Linked DNA regions of Homo sapiens: region 1 is linked to region 2. The links are chromatin loops, found by intact Hi-C in ENCODE. Cell type or tissue: Calu3. All regions are shown on one strand. Each heading gives the region's core, and the rest is flanking DNA. Links, peaks and the distances in the headings are about the cores only. Region 1 overlaps IL1RAP (interleukin 1 receptor accessory protein). Region 2 has its middle 14 kb from the start of CLDN16.

The links. Peaks named below come from ENCODE experiments on the same cell type or tissue, not always from the same donor. Only the 100,000 strongest peaks of a DNase experiment are listed, where the experiment ranks them.
Region 1: it touches region 2 in a loop (3-fold over the local background); 1 of 110 quality-filtered maps calls a loop at or near these places.

What each region holds. Positions count from the first base shown.
Region 1 is chr3:190,559,274-190,562,086 of GRCh38, forward strand. All of the region lies in intron 2 of IL1RAP (interleukin 1 receptor accessory protein), which reads left to right. Among named protein-coding and RNA genes, the nearest start is that of IL1RAP, 47 kb to the left of the region's middle. In Calu3, for the core only: no CTCF peak of the experiment used is centred there; a DNase peak (open chromatin) is centred at 1,388.
Region 2 is chr3:190,372,772-190,375,584 of GRCh38, forward strand. It overlaps a transcript of CLDN16 not described here. Among named protein-coding and RNA genes, the nearest start is that of CLDN16, 14 kb to the right of the region's middle. In Calu3, for the core only: no CTCF peak of the experiment used is centred there; a DNase peak (open chromatin) is centred at 1,660.

The sequences.
Region 1 (2,813 bases), core at 206-2,705, 190 kb after region 2:
CTTACTTAACGTATCACCTGGCTTGAGGTTTATGTTTTATTGTTCTTTTCAAAGAACTAACTTTTGGTTTCTTTATTTTTCTATATGTATATATTTCCTGTTTTGAAATTATTTGATTTCTACTCTATAAAATTTCCTTTATTATGCTTGTTTCATTTATTCTTCTTTCTGTAGTTTCTTAAAGTGGAAGATTAGATTATGGGCTTGCTATCTTTCTTCTTTTCTAAGATAAGCCTTTAGTGCTACAAATTATCCTCTAATCACTACATTAGCTGCATCCCACACACTTGGTATGTTTTATTTTATTTTTGTCAAGTTAGAAATATTTTCTAATTTCCCTTACAACTTTCTTTTCAACCCATATATACTTTATTTTAAGGCATGTATTTTAATTTTGAAGTGTTTGGAGATTTTCCTATTATCTTTCTGTTATTGATTTCTAGTTTAATTCTATGGGGAGAGAACATACTTTGAATTCTTTTAAATTTGTTAAAATTTGATTTATGATACATGATACGGTGTATCTGGTGAATGTCCTATTGAAAAGAATGCCTTATTTTTTACTTTTAGAATCCTCAAACAGTTGTTCCATCAAATATGCCCGCGTTTTATAACTGCAAAGACAGGATGAAGAATATTTACTTCATTTTACCCCAAATCAGAGTCTTCCATGTCACTTTGCCAAAACTTTCATTTGCTGATAAATATTAGATTTGAAATATTCTGCACAAGGATCCTATTTTCAAAAAAAGCCCTGTAAACTCCACAAAAGACTGATGATGAAAATAACTCTCATGTCTTACTAAATGCTATCCCTTTTGTGTAGAATGGAATAATTAGTAGCTTTTCCTGTTTTCTTCAAAGGCTTGTTCATTGTATCTTAGGTAACCACAGAAATGCCAGACCTACTCAGACTTTTTGCAGTAACTTAGAGAAAATAAAAGGAAAGATCTGAATGGGATTAGGGCAGGATTGGGACTCAAGGAAGTGATTTGACTACAGGGTTGACCTTTTATGGGGATGGCCTTCTGGGGTGTATTCCTTGGCGTGAATGGCCAAGTTTTCAAAAGTGCGAATGGTCGTAGTTTTCAGTGGGCAGGTCATAGAAAAGGGTGTCAGTCAACCATGGCAGAATGAAGCAGGTTTAGCAGTTTCATGGTTATAGGAGGTTTATCTAGCTGACTGCAAGTCTTTACAGGGACATAAGGTAGGCTCCTGGAAGAGGGTGCTGACGAGCACCAGGCTGAAGGCCTAAGTGGGTGTTTTCTGAGTATAGAGCTATATATGGGATCAGGAAACTGAGGGACAAATCCAGTCCTGTGATCTGGTGAAGTGCTGCTGAGCGGAAGGCAGGCAGAACAAATGGTGATTCATGGCAAATCCCACCCTTGGCACAGCAAACCTAGTTTCAGCCTGTCACCTGCGGGCTAGGTGAGAGAATTCAGTGGTCAGAGTGATGCAGATAAGGAGATGCTAATGATTACCAAGTCTAGAGAATGCAGACGATAAAAAGTTTCATATGCGGAAGTAGATGTTAAGGTGCTGAGCACGTGAAGACCCATCTTTAACATTGTCGTCGATTACAGAGAACTAAGTACATTTTAAATCTTCTTGCTAAATGATATAGTCATTAAAGTTGATATACTGGGAAACAATAGGATTAAATATGAGAGATGTACCAAAAGATAAGGGAGGGAGCATGAGGATTATCATGCAGTAAATTACACGGATAATGCAGGAAAGGCTGGGAAGATATTATATGTAGGTTAGAATCATCTGAAGCAACAGCAGGGTCTGTTAGGCCCCATTGCAATAATCTAAAGCTAAGCTCTAATTTAGACACTGAGAATCTGTGTTTATTACCCACGTCCCTTTGCTTTCTGACAGTTCCTCCATCTCTGACCCAGCACCCTCTCACTCTAAGACGCAACAACCAAAAGTGTATTACTCTTTACGATAATAAAATTCTAAGGCTGAATACAAGACAATGCTAAATGACCCAGCATTCTCTGAGAGGTTTCAGATCAGCCAGGCGCCTCCCAATAACATTGGTACCTTTAATCTGTCAAAACCAGCCTGTTCAATCACGTTTCCTTTTCAGTCTGCTTTATTCTAATTCATCACAGGGCAGGACTGGCCCTGGATGTGTGTTCGCAGACAGGTTATCTTTAGATTAGCTTTGCCTTGGTGACCTGACTCTTTGCTGCCTTCAGCATAATCCAGTTACTCTTGGGAATATCAATTAAGGCCCTCAATCACACTAATTAGAATGTCTTATAAATGTTGCCTTAGGAATTCAGCAGCTTATAAACAGGCAAACTGGGAAAATCTAGAGGTATGTGGGGGTTTTTAAATAGCTGACAGCAATTTGGGAGGGCGTATTGCTTTAGCATAGCTGAGAAGTGGGGCTGAAATTACGGTTCCCTGAATGCAGTGAAATCTCTAGTTGCTCTTTGCTGGCAAGTTTAATGCAGAATTATTAATTACATTTATTAATGACTTGGATGAAGATATAGGTTGCATGCTGATCAAGTCTGTAGATGTCACAAAGCTAGGAAGATAGCAATTATTGTGATAACAGATTCAGGAGCCAAAATGACTTCAAGACAGAATTTAGCAGCCATCTATCTAATACGCGCCTGGCAGTGCTCTATAAAGTACAATTTGAGGGTCATGTTGCTCCCCTACTCAGAAAACTTTGGTGACTCCCTATTTGCTCTTTAAATCCCAAGCCTTTGGCCTGTTATTTAAGGCTTTGCCATATTATGATTCTACCACTGTCTGCTTTCCAACAAAATCTTCTGTAGTTCTTT
Region 2 (2,813 bases), core at 287-2,786:
AAACATAAAAGCAGTCATTTGTCAAAGGCCTTCTTTAAGTATCAAGGTCTTCCCAATACGAGGGGCTTGTACCTGTATCTGATCTGCTTTTGTGAGCCTGAATCTTTAGCTCCATGGAGCCCAGTTCCTGTTTCCTGACTATTGACCCCAGCCATTTAACCCCTCATCTTTTTCTTCCTTCTAGCATTTCTGCCTGTGTCGGAATCCTTACTGTACATGCTGATAATCTGCCTGACTCTTCAAAGGGCAGCCCCTTTGTTTGTTCTGCCTTCCAGTCCCTGACATAGCCTACCTGCTCTGTCTCTCAGGTGTTCTTTATCTGACATTTGTAGCATTTAGGAAATCCAATTTAGTATAAGAATTTTAACAGCTGAGAAGTCCCTTCCCTTTCTCCTTATACTTTGAAAATGAGGCTCAAGGCAGTGATATGATTTTTCTAACATAATAAATATCTGTTTCAGCAGGGGTTGCAGGGTTTCTAGAGCCTTAGTCCATTGACTCACCCAATCTGCTCCTTGTCCCTCATTCATCCTCAGGGAGTCACTGGGCCTATTAGCCAGCAAATTCTTACTTTACACCTACGACCACAGCAGCATTTTATGAACAGTTTCATTAATCATACAAGCTAAGAACATATAATTTTATGAGTAACTCATTTAGAACAAATACATTTGTTCTCTGATTCTCAATCTTCTTGAAAAGCTGCAAAGAAATTTTGACTTAATGCTTTTTTAACATAAAGGCTGTAAGAAAGACTATTCTTTACTAAACTTGTTAAGTATAGTTTGAGTGGTTAGGCCTCAAATATAGTTATAATGCATTGCATTTAACTAATTTATATTGCCTTAAATAATGCTGTTGTGCATTATTTAAGATAAGATTATTTAATCTATCAAGACAGGTTGTGAGCTCTTAGAGAACAGGTGTCAGTCATCACTGATTATCCAATAGCTAGTCCAGCGCTCAGGACGCATTTTTATTGCATGAAGAAATTCTTCAGAGCTAGTCAATGATGTAGGAAATATAGATGATAGTGGTATATATTTTAAATTGCCTATAATGTGCCCATATTAAAAAAAAAAAAAGAAAACAGATCAGTATTGTTTTGGTGGTCTGGCAAGAGACCTGAGAGATCCTTATACATTTCCCTTGCAAGTAAAAGACTCATCTTACTTGTTAGGAAACTTCTGAATTCCCCTTTTTCTCCATTTGGATGGAAGAAACTTCTCAGTGGCTGAAGTTTAGCCCCAAATGCTTATATTTTCTTCTGAATGATAAAAAAAAATGAGGAGGAATTTTAAGCAGCAAAATTTTAGCTCGTTGGGTTTTATGTCATATAAACATAGAACTCAGTCATAGAAAGGTTTTGGAGAGATCAAAATGCAAGTAAAAATCTCCAGATTCCAAGAATCCAGAATAGTCTACCATATGAGTAATGGAATCATCAATCTGTGGAGTCATTGGTTTTCTCTATTTTCCTTCCAGCCCTGAAAAACATTGTGTGTGTGTGTGTGTGTGTGTGTGTGTGTGTGTGTGTGTGTGGTTTTCCCTGAAGCAGAGTCAGAGACCCTTAATTTGCACAGGGCCAAATGTGTAAGTTATCAACAAGTTCCATGAATTGCTTTTGACCAGAAAAAGTTTACAAAGGATGCCAAAGTTCATAAAAGATGCCATTTAAGGGAGTGGCAAGCTAAGTGTTTGCTTCCCTTTCCTGCCCTAACACCCTTATAACAATCCATTCTTTATCACTCTGCAGGACTGAACTCGTTGTTGGCCACCTGTTTGGAAAACCATTCTCTTGTGGTTGGATCTAACACATACAGCATGTGAAGGTCAGCATGTTAAGTTTTCAGTTTTTTCCCACATCTAGACATTAGCTTTCTAGATAGATCCAGGCATATCATTTATCAATCTTACTTCTTCAGTTTTCCATCATTTATTTTCAAAAAGAACAACAACACTTGTTAGTTAAAATAAACAAAAAAGAAAGTTTGTTTTTAAAAAGACCAAGGCTACTAAACCTAAAACAATATTTCAAAAATTCTACATGTATTGTGTGCCGATTTTTATTACTATTTTTGGTCTAGTTTTAAGTATTACTAATGAGAATATAAGCAGAGAGTAAATAGGACTTGATATCTTAAAAATAAAGGTAGAGAATAGGGAACAGTTAAATAAGTTTACATGGCATTAGATTTACAAGTATCTTGGATTTATATCTATACTATATTTCCTTATAAAAAGAGGCATATACTTATAAAACTTTTAAAGGTACCTTGTGTGTTATTGCAAGGAATTATCTTTTTATTTGTCTATCTCCTGCACTTCATCCCTCATTTTTATTTATTCAGAAGGGATGTTTAAACTCCTGTTGGTGAGATGCACTTTAGGAGAAGTGATAAGATAACCCTACTTTTTTCTTTCATATATAATTCCTTAAGGTCAAAGAAATAATCTTTGTTTAATAACTTACTGACAGCATTTTTGCAAATGTTAACTGACCAAGGGGATTTAGGCTGTTTCATTTTGTTTTCCAACTTGGTATTTAATTTTGCTTCAGCCTCTAGGCTCTTTGGAATGCCAAGGCTGCAAGTGTAGAATGGCTACAGATCTAGAGAAAGCTATTGGCCATTGCAGGAACTCAGATGAAAAAAGATCACATGCTGGAATTAAGAGGAAGTACCTCATACATGACTATGGGTCATGCAGGAAGAAACCAATTTGTTTTATGGTTGATCCTAGTTCCAGTTGAGAGATTTAGACATTGCTACACAAAGCAGATAGCAGGGGGTTAAAAAACAGGTTGTTATGGT